2 separate regions of the Homo sapiens genome follow, and region 2 is linked to region 1. Evidence: chromatin loops called from intact Hi-C (ENCODE). Cell type or tissue: dorsolateral prefrontal cortex. All regions are shown on one strand. Links, peaks and the distances in the headings refer to the core of each region. The heading gives the core; the rest is flanking DNA. Region 1 overlaps SUCO (SUN domain containing ossification factor). Region 2 overlaps SUCO (SUN domain containing ossification factor).

The links. Hi-C counts contacts between places; a loop is a spot of excess contacts. Peaks named below come from ENCODE experiments on the same cell type or tissue, not always from the same donor. Only the 100,000 strongest peaks of a DNase experiment are listed, where the experiment ranks them.
Region 2: a loop joins it to region 1, with 3.0 times the contacts of the local background. A loop is called at or near these places in 7 of 110 quality-filtered maps.

What each region holds. Positions count from the first base shown.
Region 1 is chr1:172,535,055-172,550,773 of GRCh38, forward strand. All of the region lies in intron 1 of SUCO (SUN domain containing ossification factor), which reads left to right. Among named protein-coding and RNA genes, the nearest start is that of SUCO, 9.8 kb to the left of the region's middle. In dorsolateral prefrontal cortex, for the core only: no CTCF peak of the experiment used is centred there; no DNase peak of the experiment used is centred there.
Region 2 is chr1:172,593,616-172,611,486 of GRCh38, forward strand. It overlaps SUCO (SUN domain containing ossification factor), which reads left to right. Exons shown (of 24, transcript NM_014283.5): 20 at 6,449-6,553; 21 at 8,449-8,603; 22 at 9,081-9,172; 23 at 15,132-15,187; 24 at 16,201-17,871. The coding sequence ends at 16,644. Among named protein-coding and RNA genes, the nearest start is that of FASLG, 57 kb to the right of the region's middle. In dorsolateral prefrontal cortex, for the core only: no CTCF peak of the experiment used is centred there; no DNase peak of the experiment used is centred there; H3K27ac peaks cover 1,749 bases.

The sequences.
Region 1 (15,719 bases), core at 3,303-11,302:
TTTCTTTTGGGAATTTCTGGCTATCTTTTGATTAAGCTAACCCTCAGTATGTTTTCTCACCTTCAATCATTAGCTCTAGTGAAGAGCTAATGAATTTCCCTGTTAGGGAACAAATCGGTTGGCCTGGTATTGAAAGTAGTAGTAATAAACTTCTGTCAAGTTTTTTAACTCCTAGTGAGGAAAATGGATGTGGAGAGTTTAAGAGTGTGAACATTTTAAGAAACTTTAGCTTAAGAAACTATTGGGTTAGTATATTTTGAGATTTGTTTAGACTGCCAAATTTAGAGACATTTTAATTATTCTTTAGCAAAACGATTAAAAGGCATTAAAATAGGACATTAAGGCTTAAAGGGTTTTTTAAAGGGTGATGATGATGAATGAGATTGGGGAAGAGGAGTGGTACCTGGTGCTGATTGGCAAAGGGTATGTTTTTTCTTTGAAGCCTCTGCTTTTGTGCCAAGTTGGAATTAATGGCACTTAATGGATTTCTAACTTTTGCTGCAATCTGGTGTGGTATTTCTTTTCCCAACAACCTCATTCCCTTTAACAGAAATGGCTACCAACAAGTCCTAGGGTTAGATAAAACGTTTGCAAGAGTTGATGAGTGCCTTTTAGTAGCCACTTTTGTCTCTTTTGTTATTCACAAATTGTCTCAAAATTTTGTGATCCGTTTCTGTTTTGTACATTGAGTGCTGTATGTCTGTTCTACAGTATTCTAGTTTCTGAGGTTTCCCCTCTCATGCTACCAATATTACTGTGTTATGTTTACTATCATAATTTTGTAGATCTTGATTATGTCTCCCCTCTGCTTTTGTCTTGTAGCCTTGAGTACTAACCTTAGATTATGTTTACAGAAAAACCATTTCATCTATGTCATTATTAATTTTTGTTGCTGTTTTTTCCTTTTGCATAGTTTATAATTTTTGATCAAGTAGTATAGAGTATTCTAGGCATAAATGCACTATAGCTGCAGCACAGAGCAATGATAGCTAATATTTGCTGACAGCTGTGTGTCAGACACATGATGTTTACTTGACAATAACACCTTTAATCTTTATAAGAACCCTATAAGATAGGTATTATTATTAACTTCCTTTTGCATTTTACATGTGAGGAAGTAGAGAGGTTAACTTGGCTAAGTTTAAGCAGCTGTTAAGCTTCGGAGCTTAAATTTGAACCTAGGCAGCACAGGCTCCTGAGTACTTTATAGGTCAGAGGCCTGTATTTTATATATGTGGCTCCATCATTTACTAGATATGTGTTCTTTGACTTGTTATGTAACTTCTTTGAACCTTAGTTGTTATATCCTCAGAATGGGGAAATTGATCCATTCATACTTCACAGGGTTGTTAGGAGGATGAAATAATACAAATGACAGATCTTTGTAACACAGTAACAGCGTATTATGTAAATATTTCATCATAACATTATTCAACCACATTTTGTTCTCATACCTACTGTGCCAGATGTTTTTATGAGCACCGAAAATCCAAGATAGAGGGTCACCAGCTTGTCTTGGTTTTAACACTGGAAGTCGCATAACCTAGGAATTCCCTGCATTAGTTTCTTATGCCTGCTGTAGCAAATTGACACAAATTTAGTGGCTTGAACAACACACATTTATTACCTTACAATTCTGTGGATGAGAAGTCCAAGATATGTCTCACAGGGCTAAATAAAGTTAAGATGTCAACTGGGCTCGTTCTTTTTGGAGGCTCTGAGGGGAGAATCTTTTTCTAGAGGCCACCTGTATTCTGTGGCCCCTTCCTCACATCAGCACTCCAACCCTTTTTTCAGTCCTTATGTCTACTAATGACTGGTCCTCCTGCCTCTTCCTCTTATAAGGACTATTGTGATTACATTGGGTCCAGCCAGACATTCCAGGATAATCTCCCTATCTCATAATCCTTAATTTAATCACATCTGCAAAATCTCTTTTACTATGTAAGGTAACATATTTAGGGATTAGGATGCAGACATCTTTGAGGGGGGCGCATTATTCAGCCTATACCCTATACCATACTCCCTCAGTCCTGGGCAAACTGGGAAAGCTGCATCACCCTAAAGAGGAAAAAAACATAATTAGTGGATATTCTGAGTGTGTCCCTTAATTAGTAAAACCTTGTGCATCCACCTTAATTGTCTATAAGTTATGTACATGTGCCAATATAGTAATAGTATATTAGTGTATGTAATTAATGCAAGTTAGATATTTAAGAAAAATGAGAAAAAAATAATAATTTCTGTTAACGGTACCTTTTGTTCTCATTAAAATAATAATTTTTAGTGAGAGCTATGTGATTGACCTACTAGATTATTTTATGTCATAGTATAGAAGAGGAATAGCTTCAACTACTTAGGAGTCAGCCCTGTCATTTTCTTGTTGGCTGTGCTTGCATTATTAAATTCTTTGCAGTAATTTTTTTAAAAGCTGCTTCCCGATGTTGTGAGGGTCAATTCAGTTAAAACTGAATAATTCCTAAGTCTACCTAACTGGGGAAACATAAACCACAGTGAATCATGGTGTGCTGTAAGTAAAACCCATTGTTTGTGGGACTTCCACTCTTTCCCTGGGTTTCTGTATGAATCCTTACATTAATCTTAGTAAAACTTATTTTTTAAAACTAAACAAATCTATTCTTCCTTCACCCCAAAGGATCATCTTGGAGAAGCTTATATTTAGACTTTCGGGAAGAGCTTGACATTTAAACAAGTCTCATACATTTGGCAAATATAACAGGTACTTACAAAGGTTTTTAGGAACAGCAAAGGAAGAATTCATATCCTACTTGTGGTTCTGTCACTAACTGTATGTCTTTGGACAAGTTACTTCTGTGAACCTCAGCTCTCATCCATAAAATGGTCTGCAGGATGGATAGTTCACAATGAGCGAATTTTGTTGTAGGCAGAGAGAACACTTACCCAGTTATCTAGAGCGTGAGTGTATGTGAGGAGAGATGGGAAGGGAGGCTAGAGCTAGGTTTTGAAAGGATTTGATTATCATGCAGATGAATTCTAATTCTAACCACCTGACAGAGGATGAGTAAGTGAAGTGGTTTAAACTGGAGAACAGGAGCATGAGGTCACATGGATCTTTTAATTAGATTGCTGTGGAGGGTAAAGTGGAATGTAGGGGACGTACTTTGGAGGCACGAGGTCCTAAGTCGTGGTCCCACTAGAAGAGAGTTGATATCTAAATCAAGATGTTGGCCTTTTTGTCCTTAGTAGTAATTTTTCTGAGTATGTCAGACCAGTTTTTATCAGTTTAAGAGGTTTATTTCCTGGTTTGTGATTACATTTCTGTACCCTTTTGCTTTTTCTCTCATGATTGCTGGTCTATTAATATACATAAGTGAGCAGAAAAAAATTTAAAAACTAGAACAATATATAAGCTGTTTTTTCTTTTTTGAGGTGATGAATAGAGCATATTGGAAACATATCGATAAAACATTTTGAAAATTCCCCAGGAAATCTGGAGGAATTTTTTTGCTTGTTTCTGCTTCTGTCTCTAAACTTTCAAGGTACGGAATCTATTTCTTTTCTGAATAATATTTGAAATAAATAAAATAATAAAACAATCCCACTTCTCCAAATCATTTGATGCCTTTTTTTTCTTTCCTTGAATAAACCAATGAAAGATGACCTTTACAAAAATGATTTTTTTAGTGGAACTTAATGTGAAAGACTGAGGAAAAAAAGTTTATCTTTGCTCTAGGATATATATTCTGAAGAAAGCACCTGGTATTTTTATTTATAAGAGGTGTCGGGTCATACAGTGTCAGATCCCTTCAGACAAGTTAGATGAAGCCACTTAATAGGAAAAGGTCTGTGAAAGAAGGTGTGTGACATCTTTGCATAACACTTGAACACTGTGTCCAATAAAAGACGGCAAATGACGTGTTTCATGTTGGTCCTTTATGTTATTAAACATTTGAGGATATACTGGAATGGAAGCAGGCAGTAGGGTTGACAGGCAATGGAAAAAATAAAAGGTATCAGCTCTTTTGAGTATTGGTTATTTCATTTTTCGTTTGTTCATGAACTTGTACATCACTCTTTCACTTTTCTCAACAGTCTGAATGGAGAAAAGAATCAATATGTATAATTAATATTCTTATGCTTATAATGAAAGGGAAACTTATAAAAATTTAAGTGCTTTATTATTCTCAAGTCATCTTCAAATAGAAACACCTGTATGTACGTGATGCTTTTGTTTAGTAGTTTATACATAACTGGAAAGAGATGAAATCTCTTGAAACTTATCTACATGTTTTAGATTATACTTTAGTGCCAGTTGTATGTTATGTTTTTCAAGGCCATATTTTAGACTAATTTAAAAGTCAAATTGTACATGTCACAAGGGAATAGGAAATTGCTTTTGAATATTTGCAGTATAAGAGTGTTAATCCTTTGGGATGAATTTGTTTAATAAATGCAAGTTTTTTTGAAAGAAGATTTGGTTTTAGGACTTTATAATTAATTGCTAGTTAAAATTATTTTATATTTTACATGAAAGTGACACCTGGCTGTATCAGAAAGTATTCTGTAACATTAATACGGTTCATAGGTACTAAGCTAATTTTGTATTATTATGTAGCGTTTGTAATCTACTGGAGAAAAAACATGTAAAGGCTAAGAACAGTGCCTCACTCGTAGTAAGCACTACTGTATGAGTTATTCATTGACTCTAGCTACTTTGGTAATTTGTTGAGTAGAAATAAGATGGCCTAGGTTTCAGAGTTAAAAATGGGAATTTATAAATCCACTTAAATATTATTTGATTATTCACAATGTATTTGGTGTGATGAAGGATACAGAAGAATTGTGAGACTTGAGCTCTGTATATAAGCTGCTTGTTACAATACAGATAGTGGTGTAGTGTGAAAGGCATAAAACTATGTCAGAGCTTGGTTGTAGTTCTTTCTTTTCATTGTTAATATGAACATTTATTGAGTGATTATTTCTCTTCTAAGTACTAAATACTATTCAGTGTAATATGCATTAAATTATTTTATTCTCTGTATAGATGTTTTAAGGCAGACACTCCATTTTAAAGATGAAGAAAGGTGGGCACAAAGAAGTTAAGTTCTTAACAGCTTGCCCAAGTTCTTACAGCCAGGAAGCAACAGAGCCAGAACTAAGAAGGCCAGGTTCTAAGCCTGTGTTCTCTTAACCGGTATGCTGTGCTGCCAGTTGGCTGGTAGATGGTCTTGGGCAAGTTTCTTCACTTTTTCTAGTTAATAATTTTATCTGGCAAAGTGTCAGTTTTTTTCATCTGAAAATGTGGGTGCCTGTATTAGCCTAGGAAGGAATGGACATTGGAATTGTTCATGAAACTTTTAAAAGAAATACGCATACCTAGGATTCTTACCTTGTAGATTTTGTCAGTAAGTTTGTGATACTCTTTTATGCATTCAAGTCTGTATTACTGTATTAGGTGAACTCAGTTTATTTTTTATATGTCTAACATTCTAAGATACTTGATTTGAATGTTAATAAACAACACATAAAACTGAACTGCATAGTAAGTGCTTAAGAGGAGAAAATGAGGGCTAGAGTTCTCAAGGAAGGCTTGACTTGGGTTTAAGGGAAATGTGTGGTTTATAAACTCTGCTTCTGTGCAAACAGGAGCTTCATGAGCTGAAATAAGATGTACTGGTGTTGATAACATGAATAATGGCTATTTCTTTGTGTGTGCATGTGTATGTCTGTCTGCCTGCTTGCAGTGGGTAGATGGCACTTAATTGTCAAGGAGAAAGAGAGTTATGAATGGAAGAGATAATCTAGTTGATATGGGTAAGAGTGGTAGTAAACAGAAAAGCCTGAGGAGAAAGAGAGAGATTTCAGAGATTGTGGTAGATTTTGCAAACCAGTCCAAAGAATTAGATAATAAAGATTCAGCAAGAAAAGTGGTGTTGTGAGAACATTATTTTGACATAATTGTGCTAGATTTGTTTTTAGAGGAAGGAGACTTAGAGGGGTGAATACAATTGGCTTTCCACATCCACAGATTCAACCAACCTCAGGTTGAAAATATATTTTAAAAACAATAAAAATAACAATACAACAATAAAAATACAAATAAAAACAATGTTGTATAACAGCTATTTACATAGCATTTACATAGTGTTAGGTTTTAAATCACCTCTAGATATTATATGGGAGGATATGCATAGATGTTTTAAATCACCTCTAGATATTTTAAATCACCTCTAGATACTTATATGGAAGGATATGCATAGATGTTTTAAATCATCTCTAGATATTTTAAATCACCTCTAGATATTTATATGGGAGGATATGCATAGGTGATATGCAAATGCCATTTTATGTAAGAGACTGGAGCATTCTCAGATTTTGGTATCTTCGGATCCTGGATCCAACCCCTTCTGGATCCCAAGGGATGACCGGGCTAAAAAGCCCTTGGAGTAATTGAGGCTTGTCATAAGAAGGACTTCATCTTGGCAGTAGAAATAAAGAACAGGGTACAATAAATAGAGATTTTTGAGGAGGTAAATGATTTAATTTTGTGAAAGGTTGGCAAGCTGGCAGTAGTGCAGTGCAGTGCAGCAGATAACAGCATTAGGCTAGGATTCTAAATAACTGGATTTTAGTTTGCCTCTAACCAAACTCTGTTCAACATCCCCTTTCTGTTGTCCATCTCAATGCAAAGAGATATTTACTTAGGCTTCAGTGTGCTGTATCCTATACAGGATTCTGGTGGACAAAACAAAGTAACTGCTTTCTTGGAGCACACTGTCACTGAGAGTACATTCTAGGGCCTAAAATTATGAATCTGTGAAATAAAGTTCAATGAGAAAAGAAATGTTAAGCATTTTTTGTTTGTTTTCTGTTTGTTTGCTTGTTTGTTTTAACTTGGGCAACTAGAAGAATTGGTGGTGGTCAAAAAGAAGTGGAAGAGTTGGCAAAGGGCTTGGAAGGGGAAGGAGCTGTTAGTTGGAGGTGAATGGAATATCCAAGTGGAGACATTTTATGGGCACTTAAAAATGCAGACTTGAATGCAGATAAAATTTGGCCTGGAGTGCCAGGCACGGTGGCTTATGCCTGTAATCCCAGCACTTTGGGAGGTCGAGGCAGGCGGATCACCTGAGGTCAGGAGTTCGAGACCAGCCTGACCAACATGGAGAAACCCCGTCTCTACTAAAAAAAATAGAAAATTAGCCGGGCATGGTAGCGCATGCCTGTAATCCCACCTACTTGGGAGGCTGAGGCAGGAGAATCACTTGAACCTAGGAGACGGAGGTTGCGGTGAACCAAGATCGTGCCATTGCACTCCAGCCTGGTCAACAAGAGCGAAACTCCGTCTCAAAAAAAAAGAAAAAAAGTTGGCTGGAGTTATCCTCGTAAAGCAGAGGTCCCCAGCCCCTGGGCTGCGGACCAGTACTGCTCCGTGGTCTGTTAGGACCCTGACCTCACAACAGGAGGTGAACAGCAGGTGAGTGAGCATTACTGCCTGAGCTCCACCTCCTGTCAGATTAGCAGCAGAATTAGATTCTCATAGGAGCATGAACCCTACTATGAACCACACACGCGAGGGATCTAGGTTGTGTACTCCTTATGAGAATCTAATGGCCCCCCACCCCATCCATGGCAAAGTAGTCTTCCATGAAACTGGTCTCTGGTGCCAAAAGGTTGGGGACCGCTGTCATAGAGGGAATCATTTTTGAAAGAGAACATTGGACTTTTGAAACAGAATAAAGAAAGGTGCCAAGCATAGTAAAGCTCTGAAAGAAAGGAGGAAACTGGAAAGGATGGATGGAAAGAGATTTAAGGAAGTCATTTAAGTGGTCAACAATATAAAATGTCTTAGATAAGTTTGGAGAGCTTGAAAACTGAGAAACTTTTCAAAAGAGGGAAGTGATTGATAGCTTTTGGGAGTGGAGAATAATAGAAGATATTTGGAGAGCTGGTAGGCATGAATTCCACACATTTGTTTGGTAGCCAGGAGATGTAGAAGAGTACATAAAAAAAAAAAAGTTAACATGTAGAGTAGCTTCATACTTGTATGCTGCAACCCATTTTACACAGTGCCACTGGATTTGTCTTACATGCAGCTTTGATTATGTCAGTCCCCTGATGAAATATCTTTCAAAGGCTCCTTGAAGGATAAAACTTTAAACCTTGATAATTTTTAAATGCCTGCAGTCTGACCCACACTTACTGTTGTAGCTTTATTTTCTGCTTTTCCTAATAGAGACTTTGTTTGAGCATGACTGATCTGTTGGCCTGGTAGTAATTTATTTGAGGACTATTTTTGTAGTCTCTAATTGAAAATTAAGGTAACAAAACTACTGTCACTTGTGTTTTAGAGGCTAAATACACTGTACCCAATTTCTGAAAATATATTATTATCAAGTATAGGGCATGATTATTTCCAGCATCTTAGAGGACAAATTGTATTGGCTGAATTTCTAATGGTAGGTTATAATGGTAGGATATAAAAACAGAACATATCACATTTGTTTACTAAGTGCTTCTCTATGTTGGATCAATGAAATTATGGGCCAGTTTAGTGAAACAATTTTCTAATAGAATTTGATATGTGGAATATTAAGCTAAGAAAATTTAAGACCCAATCCTACATCAGAGTGAAGTTAAAAGTCAGAACTACTGAAATGCAAAGGTTTAATTAGAAACAGGCACTAGAACATAGAACTTTCTCAGCTAAGCTGTACAATTGCACGTGATTTGACTATGGACTGTTGATGCAGCCAAATAGAATAAAAACTGCAAGGAGAAAGAGGCCCAGTATGCTCTTACCTATTAGCAGATAGACCAAGCAGAAGAGAAGCAACCTTAAAAGAGCTCCAGACTGATACGTGGTTTAGAAGAATATCTGTCTTTTAATAAAACATTGTGATGGAGAGAAACTAGGTTGCTTAAGCAAAGGCACTAGAGGCCTGGTGATCTTTTGGTCTTGTTTTATTACCAGTGTTTGACCAAAATGGCTTCCACATTATTCACCCATTTCCCACAAGTTTCTCAATACTTACAGGATTTCAGTAAATTTTTTCAGATATCCAGGAAGTAATATTCAAAAACTACAATTTTCACTGATAACTTTAACCATACTGCGCTAATTGAGTGGCTGGCACTATATTTCTGTACAAGGGATTAACTTTGAATTTATGTTTAAGAAGCAATTCTTTGTTGCCTAGTTTAGTTATTTCTTTTACCACAAAGTGTTTTCTCATTCTTCTTTTTAAAGCTCTGAAAAAGCTTTTCTAATTCATAGTTCAAAGTAGGAGCTCAATAGATCATCATGCTGGCAACAGGGCAGTGTATTCTCTGCCTTGGAGTTGCTTAGTCTTATGTGAGAAACAAAAATAAACAGTTAATTTCATTTCAGTGTGTATGTGCTCAGGTAGAGATAGCCAAAGGGCTGTGGGAATTTAGAGCGGGCCACCCACCAACCCCAGATTGTGGAAATCAGGAAAATGTTTTAGACCCTTATTAGTTTCTTGCCCCAAGAGAGAAGAATTATAGGTATTGAGTTATGTTTTAGATAGTGGGAGTGGGAGCAGGTACAGAACATTCTTGAAAGAGGGAACAGCATGAGCCAGAGACATGAGACAGCACAGTCTGTGTTCAAGGAACTATTACAGGTAGCTCTGTATCGCTGAAGCATAAAGTGAAAGGCAGGGAGAGTGACAGGAAATATGAAGCTGAAGACTTAGTAGAATTTTAGAGATTTTTAAATAGCATGTGGAGAGAAGCTTGAGTTTTGTCATGTAGTTAATGGAGTCTGTAAAAGGTCTTAAGCAGGGGAATGGTAGTGTGATAATTTACTGTTAGATTTTTGGCAGAGGTGTGAATGGTTGATTTGCAGACGTAGCAAGTTAGGAATTAGGGAGATCTGTTAGGAGGTTGCTCTAGGTAAGAGATAAGGGCTTGAGTTAAGGCAGTCAGAATGGGGATTGAGAAATGATTTGAAGAAATTTAGAGTAGAATAAACAAGATGGTCAAGGGAGGGTGAAGGCAAAGGAGTAGTCACAGGTGTTTTTCAGGTTTCTAGTTTGAGGACTGGGTAGATAGCAGTACCAGATGGTGGGATCAAGGATATAGGAGGAAGAGATTTGGAAAAGGAAGCTAATGTATTCAATTTTGGATTTAGATGTTTTTGAGATACCTTGGAATATGAAGGAAGAGAGATGCAACTTTTAAATGAGCTTTGTTTATCCTCAACATTAAGGTAGGGTATCACAGAAGGGTTTTAAGGAATGGACCAGTTAGGAAAAGATAAGGGCTGAAGATAAAGTTTCAGTAGCTGTCAACTAAAAACCATGAGAGTACGTAAGTCTCCTATGTAGAATATAAAGGGAAGATTTCAGAACCAAACCCTTGGAGCATCAGAATTTAAATAGTGAACAGAAGCAGCATATCAAAGGAGACTCAGAAACAAGAGTCAGTGTGAGATGAAAAGCAGAAGTGTGTAATTTGACAAGTCAAAGAGGAGATGGTTTAAGTTAAAACAGCAGTCAGAGGTACCACATGCAGCAGGGAAATCAAAAAAAGCTAACTTCTGCCACACCATACTAGTCTCAGTGGTACAATGAGGACAGAAACTAGATTTCAGCAGGCTGAGGACTAAATAGAAGGTGAAAACATTGAGATTACAAGTATAAACTACTGTGAAATTTGATAAGTGAAAGTAGACAGAAAAGGTAGTGGCTGATAATAACTGACATTTCAGCACATATTCTGTGCCAGGCTAAGCATAGCATATACATTTATTTCAGTTCCTCCTAATAAGTCAATTTTACAATGTTGATACTGAGTTGAGGCATATAGGCTGGCCTGCCTGCCTTCCGTCCTTCTGTCCGTCCGTCCGTCCTTCCTTCCTTCCTTTCCTTTCCTTTCCTTTCCTTTCTTTCCTGGCAGGGTCTTGCTCTGTCCCCCAGTCTGGAGTACAGCAGCATGATCACCACTCACCGCAGCCTTGACCTCCCTGGGAACTGGTGATTTTCCTTCCACCTCAGCCTCCTGAGTAGCTGGGACCAGAGGTGTGCGCCACCATGCCTGGCTAATTTTTGTATGTTTTGTAGAGACGGAGTTTTGCCTTGTTGCCCAGGCTGGTCTCTGACTCCTGATCTCCTCTTAAATTTGTCCATACTCTTGGATTAAAGTATTAATCTAATTTTTACAAATAAGGAAACTGAAGCTCATAAGTTGCCCATCACTCACCTTGCAAACTTAGATCTCTCTCCAAATTGTTGGATTTTTCCATATTGCTACGTTTCATGTTTAATATTTTCTAGCCAACAGATAAATGAAAAGAAAGGTAAGAAGATAACACTGTTACATTCACTCAAGAATTGGTGATACTGGTCAAAGCTAGATACAGCATAATACAAAAATAAAACAACTATCACAAAGGAGAAGTTCTGATTAACTACTTCATGATTTTCGTAGTGGCAACAAGTGATAAATATGAAGGCCGTGTAGTAGTGGCTAAGAGGCGCAGGCTTCAGAGTCAAAAAAATCCAAGTTTTAACCCCCGGTCCCTCACTTATTAATTACAGGATCTTGAACAAGTAATAAAACCTGTATAGGCCAGGCACAGTGGCTCACACCTGTAATCCCAGCACTTTGGGAGGCCAAGGCGGGTGGATCACTTGACCCCAGGAGTTCGAGACTAGCCTGGGCAACATGGCAAAACCCCATCTCTTCCAAAAATACAAAAATTAGCCAGACATTTTGGTGCTTGCATGTAGTCCCAGCTATTCTGGAGGCTGAGGTGGAAGGATCACTTGAGCCCGGGAAGGGGGAGGCCGCAGTGAGCTGAGATTGCACCACTGCACCCCAGCCTGGGTGATAGAGTGGGACCCTGTCTCAAAATAAATTATGTACAGCGAAATGCACAGATCTTAACTGTATAGTTGGATCAGTTTTGACACATGCATACACCTGTGTAACTCACACCCCCTCAAGATATAGAATATTCTCATCACCCTAGAAAGTTCTCTCATGTCCCTTTCTGGTGAATCCCCCAGAGGCAAGTAGTGATCTGATTTCTGTCACCATGGATTAGTTTTGCCAATTCTGGAACATCATCTAAATGGAGTTATACAGTATTAGCTCATGTGTTTGACTTCTTTTACTCAATGTAATGTCTGAGATTTACCCATTTTGTTTCCTTTGTCATTAATTAGTTCCTTTTTATTGCTGAGTAGTAGTACACTGTATGAATGTACTACAGTTTATTTATTCTTCTGTTAGTGGTTATCTGGACTGCTTCCAGGTTTTCGCTATTAGGAGTAAAAACTACTATGGACATTCTTGTACAAGGCTTTTTGTAGACATAGTTTTCATTGCTGTTGAGAAGTACCTAAAAGTAGAATTGCAACTGCTGAAACGGATATTATATGCTTTTCGATACAATATCCTGAGAAAGTCACAACATCATTATAATATCCTGAGAAAGACACAATGAAGGATTCTGACTGAGAATACCTAATCTGAATCTGGTCATCATGATACATCAGACAAATCTCACATAAGAACCATATTATTTAAAAAGAAAGGGGACTGTAGCCTTCAAAAATGTTAGTGCCACATAAAATAAAGCTCCAGAACTGTTCCAAGTTAAATGATACTGAATAGACATGACAAATGCAGGACATGATCATAGATTTAATTCTGTACTGGAGAAAGGAATTCTAAAAAAGACATTGGATTAATTGACAAAATTGCAATGTGGACAGTAAATTTTTGTGTCAATGTAACATTTACTGAAGTTGATACCTGTATTGTAGTTATGCAAGAGAATATCCCTATTCTGTGGAAATAGATATCACAGTATTTTAGAGGTAAGTTACTGGGAGAGAGGGAACAGAGGGAGAGAGGAAGGATGAGTGAGCATGGGCAAATGACAAATAATGGAACAAATTAAGTAAAATATTAACAATGGATTGATACAGCTAAAGCATTTGTAGATTTTTTTTTGTACTATGCTGCCTACTCTTCTGAAATTTGAAATTATTTCCAAATAAAAAATTTAAAAACGGTTTGAATTTTCTCCTGTGTGTGAGAAGTTGATAGATCCATTCAAGTTTATCAGTCTATTATCAGTTTTTTCCATTCCTTATGCCAGTTTTGCAATGTTTCTAGAAATTTATCCATTTCTCCTGTTTTCAAATATATTGTTATATATAGTTTATAATATTTTATAATTTTAAAAATGTTTCCTCTGTGGTTGTTTTTTCTTTTTATTCCATATTGTGTTAATTCCCATTACTATCTTCCCTTTATTGGTTTTGCCAGAAGTTTGTCTAATACTTTCTTCAAAGAACCAACTTTTGATTTTCTTAATTTTCTTTGCTGTTTTTTGTTCTCTATTTTAGCAATGCCTATCCATATATCCTTCCTTGTTTCTTTGCATTTGTACTCTCTTTTATCTTTTTGAGTTGATTAGCTCTTTTGTTTTCAGCATTTGTCTCAATGTATTCAGAAGCATAGTTTTCCTGCTATTGTCTTATCTACATCCCACCAATTGTGATTGGTAGTCTTCTGCTGATTATTTCATAATATTGTTTCCTCTTTAACCTAAGGATTATTTTGCTACATATTTCTTGCTTCCAGGCTTGGGATATTGTTAGCTGTCTTTCTGTTATTTCAAATTTTGTTGCAGCATGGTTGGAGAATATAATCTTTTAGAGCTTGAGTTTTTGGAATTTGAGGCTTCTTTTGAGGCTTTAGTTTACTATCGGTATTTGGGAAATGTTCCACGTGTCCTTGAGAAGAATGTTTTAATTTATATGTGGTATAAAATTCTGTATCTTTGAGCTTCTTACATGGAATATAAATATCATTTTGTCCACTTAATCTGTTATTTTGTGAGGTAATTTAAAATAGACCACCATACTTTTTGTTTATTCTCTTTCCACCTGTAGCTTTGCCAGTGGTTGTAGTATATTTTCTACATTGTTAGGTGCATATATATTTGTAATTCTTTCTTCTTTTTACTCATAGATAATAAATCGCTGTCTTAATAACATAATGTTTTCCATCTTGTTTGGTTTCTATGTTAATTAAAATGGCTACTTTGTTGTTTTCATATTTTCTTAAAACTGTATATACTTACTCAAATTTTTAAATGAGTTGAAAATTACCCCTAATGTTTCCTAACATAATAATTGGTACTTACTGGGTAATCTTACATGCTTGTAAAGTTTCTTCATTAAAACTCAGAGGAAAACAATTCATTTGAAAGTGACAGACTCCAGTTTAGTTTTATTAGCCAAGCCTAATAATTGCAGACTCCTTCTTTGCAATTATTAGGCTTGGCTCATTTGCATATTAGTATATTCTTTATTGCACATTAATGTGTCTTTCTGGAATTCATTATTGCATTATTTTGCTAGATTTGATAGTATGATAAAAAACAATGGTTAAAGATAGCTGGTTCAGTAATTCTGCATTAGGCAGATATAAAAAGCTGTCATTGCAAGCCATTGGATATCATTTTTAAAAGGTATTTTTTTCTCAATCACTTTCACATTAAAGAATGCTTTCTTCTGTAATGAAATTTCCCTTGGCACAATAAAGAATGTTTTCTGCTTTCTTAATGAAATCTTCCTTGGCTCTTCAGTTGCTATATTGTTTGGAAAATTTTTCCTGAGTCCCTCTGCTGTTCTTTTTAGTAAGAATGAATTGATTTCTCTTTTACCCTAATACTTAACGATTATTTTTTTAGACACATAGTTGTAACATACACCCTTAAAATGGCAGGATGCCTAGAAGTATTAAAGATCGTAGGTTGCCACAACAAGAAAAACTTGTCACCATACATTCAAGTTGAAAACCTTCCTTCAGGGAAAAAAAAAAAAAATAGAAATACAGTTTCTAAAATGAAAGCAGTAGGTTTAAGAAAAGATTAAATCCCCAAAGTCTGTCTTTTAAACCTAGGCATTCCATTTCTTCTGGTGTTATTTGGGTGCTTCTGATAAACTAACCTAGGCTGATTGCCCTCTATTCCTTGTTTACAGCTATCTTCCTGGGATTTGTCTTTCTAGTCACCCTGGGGGTTTCCTTTGCCTCTGTTATCTCAGTATCATATTGCTGTAATTACTGTAGTTTCATATAGATCTAGCCCCTCATATAAGAATATTCTTGACTATTTCTGGCTTGTTATATAAAAAGTCTCCCTTTTTACCACCTCAGTATGTAGTTCAAACTACCCCTATATATTATTTTGAATTGTGAAATTGACACTTTTTCCAAGTAAAAGGATTGTCAAATATTGGCAATTTCAAACAGTTCTACTTACTAGAAGATTTCTTGCCAAGTTTCTATCTGGACACGTTATTGTTTCTATCATAAATGAGTCCTTGTTATGGTTTGAGAGAGTGTTGATTTGCTTCTTAATTTTATACTTGGGAATATAATTTTTATATCTGGGACTTCTTTTAATAGGTGATTCTTTTGAATTTTCCAATTATATAAACTCATCTGCAGTTAATGCAGATACACTCATTGTTTGGAACTACAGATAATTTTACTGTCTTTTCCATTTTTATGCCTCTTTTATCTTCATGTTTTGTAATGCTAATGAAAATGGACATTCTTGTCTTATTTCAGATCTATATAGGTGTCTTTTTAGGTTTCCTCACTAAATATAATACTGACTTTTAGTTTTATGTATTACATATGTATTTTCCATGTTAAATATATAATTATTCCTGTTTCATTATTGATTC
Region 2 (17,871 bases), core at 4,137-12,136, 59 kb after region 1:
GGATGAAGCCAACTTGATCGTGGTGGGTAAGCTTTTTGATGTGCTGCTGGATTCGGTTTGCCAGTATTTTATTGAGGATTTTTGCATCAATGTTCATCAGGGATATTGGTCTAAAATTCTCTTGTTTTGTTGTGTCTCTGCCAGGCTTTGGTATCAGAATGATGCTGGCCTCATAAAATGAGTTAGGGAGGATTCCCTCTTTTTCTGTTGATTGGGACAGTTTCAGAAGGAATGGTACCAGCTCCTCTTTGTACCTCTGGTAAAATTCATCTGTGAATCTGTCTGGTCCTGGACTTTTTTTGGTTGGTAGGCTATTAATTATTGCCTCAATTTCAGAGCCTGTTATTGGTCTATTCAGAGATTCAACTTCTTCCTGGTTTAGTCTTGGGAGGGTGTATGTGTCCAGGAATTTATCCATTTCTTCTGGATTTTCTAGTTTATTTGCGTAGAGGTGTTTATAGTATTCTCTGATGGTAGTTTGTATTTCTGTGGGATTGGTGGTGATATCCCCTTTATCAATTTTTTTGCATCTATTTTTTTCTTCTCTCTTTTCTTCTTTATTAGTCTTGCTAGTGGTCTATCAATTTTGTTGATCTTTTCAAAAAACCAGCTCCTGAATTTATTGATTTTTTTTTTTTGAAGGGTTTTTTGTGTCTCTGTCTCCTTCAGTTCTGCTCTGATTTTAGTTATTTCTTGCCTTCTGCTAGCTTTTGAATGGTTTGCTCTTGCTTCTCTAGTTCTTTTAATTGTGATGTTAGGGTATCAATTTTAGATCTTTCTTACTTTTTCTTGTGGGCATTTAGTGCTATAAATTTCCCTGTACACACTGCTTTAAATGTGTCCCAGAGATTCTGGTATGTTGTGTCTTTGTTCTCATTGGTTTCAAAGAACATCTTTATTTCTGCCTTCATTTCGTTATGTACCCAGTAGTCATTCAGGAGCAGATTGTTCAGTTTCCATGTAGTTGAGCAGTTTTGAGTGAGTTTCTTAATCCTGAGTTCTAATTCGATTGCACTGTGGTCTGAGAGCCAGTTTGTTATAATTTCTGTTCTTTTACATTTGCTGAGGAGTGCTTTACCTCCAGCTATGTGGTCAATTTTGGAATAATTTTGTGGTGCCGAAAAGAATGTATATTTTGTTGATTTAGGGTGGAGAGTTCAGTAGATGTCTATTAAGTTGGCTCAGTGCAGAGCTGAGTTCAAGTCCTGGATATCTTTGTTAACTTTCTGTCTTATTGATCTGTCGAATGTTGACAGTGGGGTGTTAAAGTCTCCCATTATTGTGTGGGAGTCTGAGTCTCATTGTACATTGTAGGTCTCTAAGGACTTGCTTCATGAATCTGGGTGCTCCTGTATTGGGTGCATATATGTATTTAGGATGGTTAGCTCTTCTTGTTGAATTGATCCCTTTACCATTATGTAATGGCCTTCTTTGTCTCTTTTGATCTTTGTTGGTTTAAAGTCTGTTTTATCAGAGACTACGATTGTAACCCCTGCTTTTTTTTGTTTTCCATTTGTTTGGTAGATCTTCCTCCATCCCTTTATTTTGAGCCTGTGTGTGTCTCTGCACATGAGATGGGTCTCCTAAATACAGCACACTGATGGGTCTTGACTATCCAATTTGCCAGTCTGTGTCTTTTAATTGGAGCTTTTAGCCCATTTACATTTAAGGTTAATATTGTTATATGTGAATGTGATCCTGTCATTATGATGTTAGCTGGTTATTTTGCTCGTTAGTTCATGCAGTTTCTTCCTAGCCTTGATGGTCTTTACAATTTGGCATGTTTTTGCAGTGGCTGGTACCAATCGTTCCTTTCCACTTTTCGTGCTTCCTTCAGGAGCTCTTGTAAGGCAGGCCTGGTGGTGACAAAATCTCACGTTTGCTTGTCTGTAAAGCAGTTTGTTTCTCCTTCACTTATGAAGCTTAGTTTGGCTGGATATGAAGTTCTGGGTTGAAAATTCCTTTCTTTAAGAATGTTGAATATTGGCCCCCACTCTCTTCTGACTTGTAGAGTTTCTGCCAAGAGATCCACTGTTAGTCTGATGGGCTTCCCTTTGTGGGTAACCCGACCTTTCTCTCTGGCTGCCCTTAATATTTTTTCCTTCATTTCAACTTTGGTGAATCTGACAATTATGTGTCTTGGAGTTGCTCTTCTCGAGGAGTATCTTTGTGGCGTTCTGTGTATTTCCTGAATTTGAATGTTGGCCTGCCTTGCTAGGTTGGGGAAGTTCTCGTGGATAATACCCTGCAGCATGTTTTCCAACTTGGTTCCATTTTCCCCGTCACTTTCAGGTACACCATTCAAATGTAGATTTGGTCTTTTCACATAGTCCCATATTTCTTGGAGTCCTTGTTCATTTGTTTTTACTCTTTTTTTCTCTAAACTTCTCTTCTCGCTTCATTTCGTTCATTTGATCTTCAATCACTGATACCCTTTCCTCCACTTGATCGAATTGTCTACTGAAGCTTGTGCATGAGTCACGTAGTTCTCGTGCCATGGTTTTCAGCTCCATCAGATCAATTAAGGTATTCTCTATGCTGTTTATTCTAGTTAGCCATTCGTCTAATCTTTTTTCAAGATTTTTAGCTTCTTTGTGATGGGTTTGAACATCTTCCTTTAGCTCAGAGAAGTTTGTTATTACCAGTTGTCTGAAGCCTACTTCTGTGTACTTGTCAAAGTCATTCTCCATCCAGCTTTGTTCTGTTGCTGGCGAGGAGCTGCATTCCTTTGGAGGAGAAGAGGCGCTCTCATTTTTAGAATTTTCAGCTTTTCTGCTCTGGTTTCTCCCCATCTTTGTGGTTTTATCTTCCTTTGGTCTTTGATGATGGTAACGTACAGATGGGGTTTTGGTGGAATGTCCTTCCTGTTTGGTAGTTTTCCTTCTCACAGTCAGGACCCTCAGCTGCAGGTCTGCTGGAGTTTGCTGGAGGTCCACTCCAAACCCTGTTTGCCTGGGTATCACCAGTGGAGGCTGCAGAACAGCCAATATTGCAGAATGGCAAATGTTGCTGCCTGATCCTTCCTCTGAAAGCTTTGTCTCAGAGGGGCACCCGGCCCCATATGAGGTGTCAGTTGGCCCCTACTGCGAGGTGCCTCCCAGTTAGGCTACACGGGGGTCAGGGACCCACTTGAGGAGGCAGTCTGTTCATTCTCAGATCTCAAACTCCATGCTTGGAGAACCACTACTCTCTTCAAAGCTGTCAGACGGGGACGTTTAAGTCTGCAGAAATTTCTGCTGCCTTTTGTTCAGCTATGCCCTGCCCCCAGAGACGGAGTCTACAGAGGCAGGCAGGCCTCCTTGAGCTGCGCTGGGCTCCACCCAGTTCGAGCTTCCTGGCTGCTTTGTTTACCTACTCAAGCCTCAGCAATGGCAGATGCCCCTCCCCTAGCCTCACTGCTGCCTTGCAGTTCAATCTCAGACTGCTGTGATAGCAGTGAGCGAGGCTCCGTGGGCATGGGACCCTCCGAGCCATGCACGGGATATAATCTCCTGGTGTGCCATTTGCTAAGACCATTGGAAAAGCACAGTGTTAGGGTGGGAGCGTCTCAATTTTCCAGGTACCATCTGTCACAGCTTCCCTTGGCTAGGAAAGGGAATTCCCTCACCCTTGCACTTCCCGGGTGTGGCGGTGCCCCGCCCTGCTTTGGCTCACACTCCATGGGCTGCACCCACTGTCCAACAAGCCCCACTGAGATGAACCCAGTACCTCAGTTGGTAATGCAGAAATCACCCGTCTTCTGCGTCGCTGATGCTGGGGGCTGTAGACTGGAGCTGTTCCTATTCGGCCATCTTGGAACCTTCCAAGAAAGTTTTCTTTAGCATTATTCATAGTACATTGTGTGTGTGTGTTAAATAGAAACATAGAGGACTTTCCTGCAACTTTGTTAAACTCTAAAATATTTTTGTTTGTATTTTTTTTAATGTAGATAATCTTATTGACTGCAAGTAAGAACGGCTTTGTTTCTTCTTTTTGATCGTCATACCTTTTTTTTCCCCCTATCTCTTGGCTAGAGCCATATAGTGATACAATAGGACTGGTAATTATGACCGTTCCCCTATCTTGCTGATTTTAAGGGAACTATTCTAGTATTGCACCTCTAGTGTGATATGTGTGTTGTCACATAATAAAGAAATTTTACACTTTTCTAAAAGGTTATTTGGGTCTCGGGGATGGTGAAGTGAGGAGGCCTTATACTGCGGAGTTTTGTTAGGTGCATCTTACTTTCCTATTCATGGCACGTTATAAATTGGAGATACACTTTGCAAATATTTTCTCCCAATCCATTACTTGTTTTCTTATTCTCTTTACAGTGTGGTTTGAAGAGCAGAAGTTTTTGATTTGTTGAAGCCCAATATATCAGTTTTCTCTTTGCTCTATGAAATATTTGCCTAACGCAAAATCACAAAGATTTTTTCCTTTGTTTTTTCTAGAAGCTTAATAGTTTAGTTTTATATTAGGCCCATGATTCATTTTGAGTTAACTTTGATGTGTTACAGGGTATGGATCAAAGTTCTTTTTGGAAAGTCAGGGTTAGAAGAGCAAAGCATATAGACATCCATTTGTTCTAGAATCATTCGTTGGAATGAGCGTCCTTTCTCCACAGAATTTCCTTTGTATATTTGATAAAAATCAGTTAACCATATATATGTGGGTCTGTTTCTGGGCTTTTGTTCTATTGATCTGCTTGTCTATCTTTAAGGTAATAACACAATGTTATGTTTGTTGTAGCTTTATATTAACATTTTTAGTCAGCTAATGTTAAGTCCTCCAATTTTATTCTTTTACAAGATTGTTTTGGCTGTAGTAGTTTTTTGCGTTTCTGTGTGGATTTTAGGCTCAGCTTGTTAATCTCTACCAAAATTGAATCTTGATTGAGATTGTGTTGATGAATTTATAGATTAATTTGCATAATGTCATCTTAATATTAAGGCTTCTGACTCATGAACGCAGTGTGTTATTTAGCTTTCATTAGTTTGAATACGAAAGCCCCTTCCTCTGTATTTTCTCTTTGCTGATATGTAGCATCTATGTCTTGTGTCTCAAAGACTTATGTGAGTACTTTTCAACAATGTTGTATATTAATAGTATTGGAAGTTAATCCTGATTAGAAGTGTTAATCAACTTACTAACTTTAATAGCTTGTCCTTTAAATGTTTATAACTGTCTTGAATTCATCAGAGTCAAATGTAAGTCAGGATTCAAAAGAAACAATTTAAAAAGTCACATTTAGCATTTTGGAAAGATGAAGTAGGATAGAAAGTACCATAGTGGATCACAGTAAGGGAAGTAAGTGAAATATTTTGTTACAGTTTTATACACCCCCCCTCTCCACACACAGGTACACAGCTTTTTAAAAAAGTTTTTGAATCAAAATATGAAAAACTTAGGTCTAGAATAATAAATAGCTATGTAGATATTTCATATAAGGTCCTAAAAGAGTTTTAGATTTCCTTGACTTCTTCCTGCCCTCGTTTCCTCCTCCCTAACTTTATTAAAAGTTCAAATTTTCGACCATCCTGGCTAACACGGTGAAACCCCGTCTCTACTAAAAATACAAATAATTAGCCGGGCATAGTGGCGGGCACCTGTAGTCCCAGCTACTCGGGAGGCTGAGGCAGGAGAATGGCATGAACCCGGGAGGCGGAGCTTGCAGTGAGCTGAGATTGCGCCACTGCACTCCAGCCTGGGCGACAGAGCGAGACTCCGTCTCAAAAAAAAATAAAAGTTGAAATTTTCAGTTAAAGTCTCCCTAATACAGGGTCATAACTATGATTGTGATGTAGAATTCCCTAAAGTATGCATACAAACTATATTATAAATAAGACATCTTTGTTGATTATAAAAGTTTCTAAAATTCAGTGCTGCCTAAAACAGATGGAAAGATAGGCATTTTTGATGCATTTCTTTCATTGGTGATATTTTAGCATTGGTTGGATGAACAATTATGGATATTTCACTATGTACCATCCTAAGTTCCAATATAATATGCTATGAAGGAAATTTTTAAAACTTGGTTTTGGGCCTACTTTATAACCAAAAAAATTCTTCAGAAAATTTTCAATTTGTCTTTGCGCCAACTGCTTTGCTTTAAAAACACTGACTTCTTAAATATTTCTGGTTATATGCTAGTTTATATATATGGAACACATGTTAATTTGAAAAGTAATTTACCAAATTCTGTTATACAGTATTTCACATTGTAGCAGTGGGTGACAAAAATAAATAAATAATAATTCTTGTTGGGGAGGGTTAGACACGGTCCCAGATACTTCGTGTTTTGTTTATTTCTAAAATTTCTGTTCAAAGTTTACTTACTCATTGAGATTCCTATTAATACATTTGTTTTGGAATAACTTAATGGTTTTTTTTAGATTATTTGACTTCAATTTATAATGTTAATAGTTTGTAGTTAATATTCAAAAAAAAATAAATTCCTTTATCATAGGATCAGCGGCAAACTGAAGCCATCCAGTTGCTACAGGCACAGCTGACCAACATGACACAGCTTGTTTCAAATTTATCAGCAACAGTAGCAGAATTGAAACGGGAGGTAATTGTTATTGCTGGTATTGCGAGACCCAATGCATGTATAGAGGTTGTCATAAAGCCAGGCTTGTTAACATGAACATGGTACCTAAAACTTTGACCAAACAAAATTGTCATTTGTAGTGAACTTTTTCAAAAACCAGAATATGGCATTTTTAAGTTTTGAAAATATATTATCATAGTCTTTTGTAAAATATGGCTTTCATAATTTAGGCCATACCTATAATATAGGTATAAAACTTCTAGCAGGCCTTTTGTAAGCATTGATAGTAGCAACACGTACTTCATTTTCAATTCAAAAAGGCCTATAAAGTTGCTTAACAAAGCAAACATTTCATTGATTTAAAAACTTTTTATTGAGCATCTAGTGTATGTGAAGTGCGAGCTGTACACTCCTAGGTTGTGGTATACGGTAGTTAATAGTCCCTGGCCTCACAGGGTTTACGTCCTGGGGGAGGGATAGAATACATTTAGTAAATAAATAAATAGATGATAATTTCTCCTAGTGATACGTACTATGAAGAAAATTAAATGTGTGTGTGTGTGTGTGTGTGTGTGTGTGTGTGTAGGGTGGTAGCAGTAAGGGATGCTGCTTTAGTTAGAGTGATCTTGGAAGGCTTATCTGAGGAGGTGGTATTACAACTAAGTACTCAAGAGGAGTTAGCAGCCACACATTGCCTGGAATGATAACAAACCTGTTTCTAGCAGAACTAGGGCAAAGGACTGGAGAGTAGAAACAGTGTAATGTGTTTGACAGCAGAAAGAAAGCTGGTATGGCTGGAGCAGAGTGAGTGAGAAAAGTGAAGCTGAGAAATGGGTTCAAGATATTGGCAGAGGCCTGGTCATGTAGGACTTCGTAGACAATTTAGAGTTTGAATTTTATTTGAATCTTTGTATCATTAGAAGTATTAAGAAGTGATATGGGTCATGTCATTAATGCTTAGCACTTTGAGAAGCTCTCCATTTGTTGCTTTGTGGAGAACTGCCTGTTGGGGAACAGCAGGAGCAGAAGCAGACAGGAAACCAATTAAGAGGTAATTGCAGGCCAGGCATGATGGCTTTTGCCTGTAATCCCAGCGCTTTGGGTGGCCCAGGTGGTCAGATCACTCGAGGTCAGGAGGTGGAGACCAGCCTCGCCAACATGATGAAACGCCGTCTCTTCTAAGAATACAAGAAAATTAGCCGGTGTGGTGGCATGTGCCTGTAATCCCAGCAACTTGGGAGCTTGGGAGGCCAAGGCAGGAGAATTAGTTGAACCCAGGAGGTGGAGGTTGCAATAAGCCAAGGTCACACCACTGCATTCCAGCCTGGGCAACAGAGCAAGGCTCTGTCTCAAAAAAAAAAAAAAAAGTAATTGCAGTAGCCTGAATGAGGTGGTATTGACTTAGAGTAGGATTCTAAAAGTGGAGAACAGTGTAAACTTGTTGAATTCAGAATATTTGTAAGTTGTAGAAAGATAAGCCTTAAGGAACTAAGGTTGATCTCTAAGTTTTGGGCTTACGTAACTGGGTGGTTGATAGTTCATTTTATAAGATGGGAAAGACTGGGTAAAAGCACAATTATTTTTTCTCCTTGAGGAGGAGATAGTGTAAATGGAAAGACAAACAAAATGTGACAAAATGTTAACAATTGGTGAGATAGATAAAGGTGTAAATATATTTCTTGTTTTATTTCTAAAACTTCCATAGGTTTCACTCCTATAGAAAGAATTGGAATGCTGCAAAGAATTTTTTTTCTTTAATGTCATAGTTTATTTTCAAAGAGCATGCCCTGCATTTCTGGTCTTTGAAGCACATTAAAAAAATACTTAAAATGATTTGTCCTTTGAATTTTAGATACCCTTATATTTTTCCTAATATGATTTCCTATGATTATTATTTAACCCTCTTCTCATCTCAGGTTTCAGATCGACAAAGCTATCTTGTCATATCTTTGGTTCTTTGTGTTGTCTTGGGACTGATGCTTTGTATGCAGCGTTGTCGAAATACTTCTCAATTTGATGGAGATTATATTTCAAAACTTCCTAAAAGTAATCAGTATCCAAGCCCTAAAAGGTAATATCAGCATTATATTTCACAATTTTATTTTTTTTACTATGCTTTGTATATTTTTGAGAAATTTTAAGCAAATAAAGGGAGACTGAGGTAATTTCTTTCCCTATATGATTATCTTGAAACCAAAACATTAAAAACATCATTCGATAGTAAGATGGTCCTATGCCTAACCTGGCTCTGTAGACTATAATAGAGAAAACACTAATAGTAAGTGCATGAAACCCCTGAAATATTTGGTTGAGAAAGATGCTTAAATGTGGAATTCAAAGGAAGAAGAGAATACTATTTTAATACAGTACCTTTTAGACAAAGATCTCTAAATTTTTTTTTCCACCTGTATTAGCAATAACTGGAGTGTTAGAGTTAGTCCCGTGTGGTATGTACAGTTCTCAATAACCTCTGTGTAGCCTCAACAAAAGAGTAAATTATATGTGCTTTACTCGTTGTAACCAATATGTATTTTTCCTAATGTGTTAGGTGTTTCTCTTCCTATGATGATATGAATTTGAAAAGAAGAACTTCATTCCCACTCATGAGATCCAAGTCTCTACAGTTAACTGGCAAAGAAGGTAGATTTCTGTGGATATATAATATGTATATATAAACATGAAACTAGCTTCTGGCATAAATATAATGTCAGTGTTGTGTTCATGACCATCTGCAACAAAAAATGGATACAAGTAGCCTTTGTCTTTGTGCTGTGTCAAGCCACTTTATCATTTTCACATTTTATATCTGTCTTTGTTCCTAAAAGCCCAGAGGGTAGGGAGGGGGGCTTAGTTTAATTAGCAGTTGGTAGCTTTGTTTGCACATGCTCCTGTTTAGAAGTATTTCTTTTTAGAAAGGGATGTTTGAGAAAGTTCAACAGATATGGAAAACCTGAATGTGCTCCCATAGCATCCTGTGCTTTTCTGCCTCCTCTTCTTATACAGGTAGGACCCCTTTTGTCTCTAGTTTAGGACTATGAGGCACTTTCTGAACAAAAATCTGGTCTCTTTTTTTTAGCTCCAGAACCTATAATTAGGTTCCATTGTCTAACACTAAATAAATACTTACATTTAAATGAATGGATGTGTACTGAGTGGATATTTTCCTATTTCAGTATCTTGTAATTAATGCATATTAATAGAATTAGAAATTTGTTTTCATACTAATATTAAAATAACTAAATTAATTACATATTTTATTTAGGAGTGCTTTCTTAATAATCGATGGTTGTAGGATTTAGTAACTGAGTAGCATGTTTCAATTGATTAAATTATTCAAGTAATCATTCCTGGGCTTCACTGTTTTATTATTATCACAAAGCTTTACAGACTTAACCCATTACATGTGTTTACTTAAAGCTAGTAAATCTCTTCTTCCTCCTTGCTTTTTTCTTTTTCTTTTGGTTGATATGTCTTTTTATAAGTGAAATTTTTAATTTAAGTATAATTATGTGTAAAACGTAATGAATTTTCACAAACAATACAGCTGTGCAAATAACACCTAAATTAAGAAGTAGAACATGAGCACCTCAAAAACTTCCTTGTGCTCTTTTAGTCACTGCCCATCCTTTCCCAGAGTAGCCAGTATTTTGATGTGTAACCATTGTGAGATTCACCATGCCATTGACTATAGGCATTTGTTTATTTTCGTTCCTTATAGTATTCCATTATATAGGTATACTGTACATTATTCATTTACATTTAGATTATTTTCATTTTGAGGTTGTTACATACTTTTGGTAAACACCTGTGCATTTCTGTTGGGTATACACTGGAAATGGGATTGGTGAATCATAGGGTATGTGTGTGTTCAGCTTTAGTAAATACTGTCATACAATTTTCCACACTGTTTTATGAATTTGCCCTTCTATCAGCTGCGTATGAGAGTTACAGTTACTTCATATTCTAAACATTCCTTATTTGAGGTATACCCATGCAATTAGGAAATACGTTAGATTTTTGCTTCTCAGCATTTCTAGTCTTAAGTGAAATCGTGACTATCTTACTATTTCTCTTCTCTTTATCCAATTTTTTAGGGCCAAACAGAGTAGCTTTTTGCACCTGATAATAGAATTACTTCTATTTTAAACAACAGTGTCATCTTGGTGTATCTTTACCAGTAAAGAAAGTTGAGTAGAGTAGGTAGGAGACTGACTTTAGTCCTGATTCTACCAATAGTTAATTCATTTATTTCTTCTGTTGTTTGATAAGTTCTTGTTGTTATGGCATTTATCATAGTATGCTTTGATTTTACCTATTTTTACTTGCCTTATTTTCACTTCTAAGCTCTGTGGGAGAGACCATGTCTTTTTCTTATTGTGATAAAAAGCACATAAAATTTATCATTTTAACAGTTTTTAAGTGCACAGTTCATTAGTAGTAAGTATAGTTACATTGTTGTGAAACAGATCTTCCGAATGTTTTCGTCTTGCAAACCTGAACTCTGTGTCCATTAACCAATTCCCCTTTTCTCCCTCTCTCAGTCCCTGGCAACCACTATTCTATTTTCTGTTTCTATGAATTCAACTACTTCAGATACCCCATATAAGTGGATTCATACAGTATTTGTCTTTCTGTGATTGGCTTATTTCACTCAACATAATGTCCTCAAGGTTCATCTACATTATAGCATGTGACAGAATTTTTTCCTATTAAAGGGTGAAATAATATTCCATCCATTTTATTTATGTACCTCATTTCCTTTATCCATTCATCTGTAAGTGGACATTTGGATTGCTTCCCCTCTTGGCTGTTGTTTGAGTAGTGCTGTTCAGGGGTATACAGATATCTCTTTGCTCATTTTTTAGTTGGATTGTTTGAGTTTTTTGTTTTTAAGTTCAGGGAATTCTTTATAACCTCCGTTATGGATTATAACCCCCATTAGATAATATGATTTGCAAATATTTTCTTTCATCCTTTAGGTTGCTTTTTCACTGTTTTGATTGTGTCCTTGGATGTACAGTTTTTAAGTTCAACGAAGTCCCATTTGTCTATTGTGTTTTTGTTGCCTGTACTTTTGGGTCATATCCAAGAAATCATTATCAAGTTCAAGGTCATGAAGCTTTTCCCCTGTTTTCTTCCAAGACTTTTATAGATTTATGTCTTTAATCTATTTTGTGTTGATTTTTGTATATAGTATAAGATAAGGGTCCAGTTTCATTCTTTGGAATGTGAATATTCAGTTTTTCCAGCACCATTTGTTGAAGAGACTGTCCTTTTCCCATTGAGTGGTCTTTGCACCCTTCTTAAAAATGAGTTGACCACGTACATGAGGGCTTATCTCTGTGTTCTTTATTTTGTGCCATTGGTGTATTTGTCTGTGTTTATGCCAGTACTCTACCACTTTGATTACTATACCTTTGTAATGTGTTTTGAAATCTGGAAGTGTGAGTTATCTAACTTCATTCTTTTTAAAATTATTTTCCTTATTTGAGGTCACTTGAGATTTTATGTGAATTTTAGGGTGAACTTTCTATATAAGCAGTGTCGTTTTACTAGTTCACTTGCAGATTATTTTGGATTTTCAGTGAATACAGGTACGTATACTGAGAACAAAGACAGTTTTGTTTTTTCCTTTGCAGTCCTTATAGCTTTTATTTCCTTTGCTTTCTTAACTGTGTTAGCTTGCATTTTCAGCAATGTTAAATAAAAGTGATTGACAGGCATCTTTGTCTTGTTCCAAAGGGAAAGCTTACAGTGTTTTATTGCTAAGATTGTATTTGTCATAGATGTTTTGTGGATTTTTTATTCTGTATTTTGTCATTATGTGTTACCTATTGTCATAGGTATTCTATAAATTTTTTTATATTATATTTTATTTCCATTTTTAATGTTACAAACATGAATTATATTAGATTTTCTAATGTTAAACTTATATTGCATTTTTAATACCAGTTGCTCATGATATACGTGTGTGAATTTTGTATTGTATATATTATTTCTACATAATTTTGTTAGATAATTATTTAGAAATTTTGCATCTATATGAATAAGATTGGCATGTAATATTTTCTCATGTTGGATTTTGGTATGTAAGGTTTATAAAAATTAGATGGGCAGGGGTATCCCTTTTAATTTTTTTTTTTTTTCCCCTTCCATGCTTTCATTAAGATTTTTTATTGGGGAGGAAGTAAATATTCCCTTTTACTGCCATTATGTTGGAAGTTGTGTACTGGTTCTGTTCTTTTACTAGTTACCCTAGAAGTCAGAAGTATTAATGTTTGCCAAAGTCTCAAGTTCATCAATACTTGTATCTTCTCCTTAACAATACATAGATCTTAAAACTCTTATTTGTCCCAAGCCTTATTTATGTTACTGTTCTTGTATATTTTAATTCTATTCTTTCTGCTTAATTTTAACTCAACAAGGTATTTCTTTTTACACTTAATGTTCATTTAAATTTACCCCACGTTTACTAATGTTTTTATTCTTCAGAGCTTTCATTTGTCATTAGTTAAAACTGAAATATTCTCCTCTTCTTTTTCTTTATCATTTTGAGATTCGTGAGGCTCTTTGGAGCTCTGGATTTGTAGGTTTCTTTTACTTGTTATTGAGAAATTCTCAACCATTATTTTTTCCTCCCAGATATTCCCTGTGCCCCAGTCTCTTTTAGATTCTCATATTTAATTAAACATATTACTTCTCCGTATATCTTCCCTGTCTTGTAAACATTCCACCTTTTTGACTTTTTATGCTGTATTTTGGATGATATCTTCTGATGTGTTTCCAGGCCAGCAGTCTTACTGTTGCAAATTTATTCATTGGGTTTTCAATTTCAGTTATTTTTTCCATTTCCAGGAGTTCTTTTTGTATTTTTTAAAAATCCAGGTCTGTATTTTCCTTGTTATATGTTTCCTGCAGATATTTTCAAGCTTATTTTCTAGACATATTAAGCATAATTATCTTTATAGTTTGTGTTTGATAAATCTAATATCTTAAATTTTTGTGAGTCTGTTCATTGTCTTTGTAAGCTCTTACTCAGGGTATGTTGTGTCTTTGTGTGCTACTTTTTCTCTTTGAAAAGTTATTTGTAGGGATAATTTGAGGCCTAGAATATAGGTTCTTATTTGAGAGGGAATTTGTGTGTGTGTTACATTCATGTAATACCTTACATTCATGACTTGTGGTTTGTTGGGCCACCAGGTGATGATAATTTGGACTGCAAGTTCATGCATGGCTTCATTCTTTACCTGAGAATATAGTCCTTTGGAGTCTCAGTTTACTGTACACAGGGAGATGGTATCTTATTACACTAAACTTTGGGTGGGCCCTAGGACCTGATTTCTGATCCATTCCCTTATGATACCATCAGAACCAAAGTTCATATATTCTTGTGTTGGCAAATGTTTTCAGGGCAAAAATGACTTTTGTCTTCTACTTGACTGTCCGGGTTCCCACTTTTCTTTCAGTTTTAGCCTAGGGATTACTTTCTTGGCAGCTTTTCAATGCTTTTAGTGATTTTTTTTAAAAAAAACAAACTATCATTACTTAGTTGCTTTCATTGTAGAGGTTGATCTGAATAACATAACTGTTTCTAGAAATAGACATCATTATTAAAGAAAGTAAATTAAGATTAGTAATCTGGTAGAAATGACTGTTTAGAGGGATGTTTTGATATTTTCATATATTTGATGACTTTCTCAATAAATCTCTGAAATATAATGTAAAAAATTATAATTGGTTGAATTGTATTAATAAATTTCCCAAATGTGTAGAGCTTCTGTAGTGAATTTACTATGTGTAAGCTTTTGTCTCTGTCAGACCTTAAATTGTTTATTTTTAGTGGATTGAATAGGACTAAAGTCTCATAGCCTTTTAAAAATGTGTGTCTATTTTGTCAGTGTGGGGGTGGGGTTGGGATATATCTTGAAGCTGCTTAGAGTAATGAAACCTTAGAAACTTTGGGCTAAAACTAATAAATCTAATTTACTCACTATGCCAGAAGTGTTCATTCATTATTGCTTAGTGATATATATTGCATGTTCAAGCTGTTTTTAGATTGGGATTTCATAGTTTTGATCATAGTAATAAACAGAGAAAAATATCTTGGATCTCTTTTTGTGTTTATTTCTCTAACTGGCTTCCAAACACGGTCACGACTACTTGTTGCACATTGTTAATCTACCTTTGTGACACAGTTTAGAGGCTAGTCTTTTAGGGAAGTATTCAAATGATCTGTAGGTTTGGTGTGAGCTTACCCAGGAATGTTTCTTTTCTTATCAGGTAAAAGAGTGAGGCTGGGCCCAAAGAAAGATCGTTATTGTATTGGTTGATAACCAGCTACTAGTTAACAACTTAAGGAAGTATAGTTATTTGAAGACGACCAGTCAAGCATAGGAATCATATCATCTTCCACCTTGCCTCTTTTTGCTTACTAATTTAAAATGCATAAATATATAGTTAACCTGATACAAATTCATTGGTTCTATTACTAGAGGATAATAAGGAATGAATGATTTGTCTTATTTTAGTGTTTAATTATAGCAAATCCACCAAATCCACTTTACATTTTACATCTGCTTTTTTTTTTTTTTACTTACAGTAGACCCAAATGATTTGTACATTGTAGAACCCCTCAAGTTTTCTCCAGAAAAGAAGGTAATTGTTTATTTCTTTTTAAGTTTATTGCTATGTTTTGTGATAATAAATGAAGAAAAGAGGTTGAAAGGTTTAAGGTAATTACCTTTAAGTAGTCCTTAACTGAATGTTTATTTTCTATCATGATAATGTTGTAAATAAATATTAACAGGGGTCAGCAAGCTGTGACCCACAGGCCATATGGGCCATGAGCCAGATAGGTTTTCTCATTTTTAAAGAGTGATAAAACAGAACAGCATGCAAGAGAGAAAATGTGTGACCTGCAAAGCCTAAAATATTTACTGTCTGACCCTTCACAAAAAAAATTTGTTGATCCTTGGATGATTGTCATTATTTATTACCGAATGCATGCCAAGCACAGAGCATGCACCGTTCCTCTAATCCTCACCACAACCTGAAGATGATGTTATCCTCATTTTTTTTTTTAATAAAAAAACAGCAACTCAGAATGTACTTAGGATTTTTTGGCTTCAAAGTCTTTGCTTTTTCATTTTGCCTTTCAAATTAAGTTATACTAATTTTAGTTGTAATTTCATCTAGGTGAAAGAACTTGGGCTTTGTAGGCAAATAGCCTAAGATTCATTCTCAACCCGGCTGCTTACTACATTGTAACTTGGGCAAAGAACCAAACATCTGAACCTTGCTTTTCTCATTTAAGAATCAAGGATAAAATACCGACCTTTCAGGGTTAATAGCTGCCATAATACATGAAAGCAACCTGTATGCTCTCTGGCAGTTAGTAGGTATTCAGATATTAGTATCACTCCCTAAACCTATATTCATAGGTAGCAGGTAAGCAATTTAAAGAGTTTTGATTCAGTAGTATTTACAAAATGGGAAGATGATGCTAGTATCTATATAGAACATAACAATGTATGTGTTCTGTGCTGTTTATAATACTGTTTTACTTTTCACCAGGAGGTGGCACTTCTCTATTAGCTCAGCTCTCTAGGTGTTTGATAAGGTTACTATGGGAAGTATCATTACTAACTTTTCTTTTACTTGTGTTGTAGAAGAAGCGCTGCAAGTACAAAATTGAAAAAATTGAGACCATAAAGCCTGAAGAACCATTGCACCCCATAGCCAATGGCGACATAAAAGGAAGAAAGCCCTTTACGAACCAGAGAGATTTTTCTAATATGGGAGAAGTTTATCACTCTTCTTATAAAGGTCCTCCATCTGAAGGAAGCTCAGAAACTTCATCACAGTCAGAAGAGTCCTATTTTTGTGGCATTTCAGCTTGCACAAGTCTGTGCAATGGACAGTCTCAAAAGACAAAAACTGAGAAGAGGGCTTTAAAACGAAGACGATCTAAAGTCCAAGACCAAGGAAAATTGATAAAAACTCTAATACAGACTAAGTCGGGATCATTGCCGAGCCTGCATGACATAATCAAAGGAAACAAAGAGATCACCGTGGGAACATTTGGTGTTACAGCAGTCTCGGGACATATCTAAAATTAATTGAACTTTTCATACAGAAGACTTTTTTGTTGTTGTTCTTTGAAGAACAGTCTGTAGTATTTGAAGGGTTTGGGGGAGGGAGAAAATATTAATGGGAAAGGCATTCAGAAATTATGGTTTCTACCTTTTTAAAAAGTAGATGGGATTGTGTCAATCTTGGTTAATGAGCTACAGTTTTACAAAGCTGATCACTTCCTATAAGGACAATGGTAGACATTTTATAAAGATGTTTTTTCACAAGATTAATTACTGGGACAAAAGTAATTTGGAAGCCCAGTTCCTTAGGTGGGATAGGAATGAAAGCCTAAACCTCTTCCTTTAGCTTTGTTCCTATTTCTTGCACCTTCCCATATTTATGTGCCTTTTGTCTATTTATAATGCCACTGGAAGAGGAGGGATAACTTTTTCTGTTATTTGATTTCTTTTATAACTTTGTTAGGTTTTTGAAGCTGCAAACACTACAATGCTTTGAGGGGGTCTGTGCCTGAAGCTCAGGAGTGTGGATCAGACAGTCTAAAGATCCTAAAAACTTGCCAACTGGATCTTTGTTTAGCAAACTCACTGGAAATGAACACTTAATGGAATTTTTAAGTCTGTTCTGTTAGGTAGATGGTGATGCTCTTGTTATTTTCACTTATTCAGACTGGATTACTTCTTACTTAGTTACTAACTCAATGAGGAAAAATCCCTACAGGATCTTTTTTTGCAAACAACTGATATATGCAGACAAATTTTTGACAAATTCACCTTTTAAACACACTTAACCATTTGTGAAGGTTTTCTTTAGCTTACATTTTAAACATACACAATAAACACTAATCCTCCAAACTTTCACTGTTTTTATTAGTATGAATATAAAATTTGAAGGTTTGGCCAATTAGTACAAGTCTCATGATATAATCACTGCCTGCATACATATGCACAGATCCAGTTAGTGAGTTTGTCAAGCTTAATCTAATTGGTTAAGTCTAAAGAGATTATTATTCCTTGATGTTTGCTTTGTATTGGCTACAAATGTGCAGAGGTAATACATATGTGATGTCGATGTCTCTGTCTTTTTTTTTGTCTTTAAAAAATAATTGGCAGCAACTGTATTTGAATAAAATGATTTCTTAGTATGATTGTACAGTAATGAATGAAAGTGGAACATGTTTCTTTTTGAAAGGGAGAGAATTGACCATTTATTGTTGTGATGTTTAAGTTATAACTTATTGAGCACTT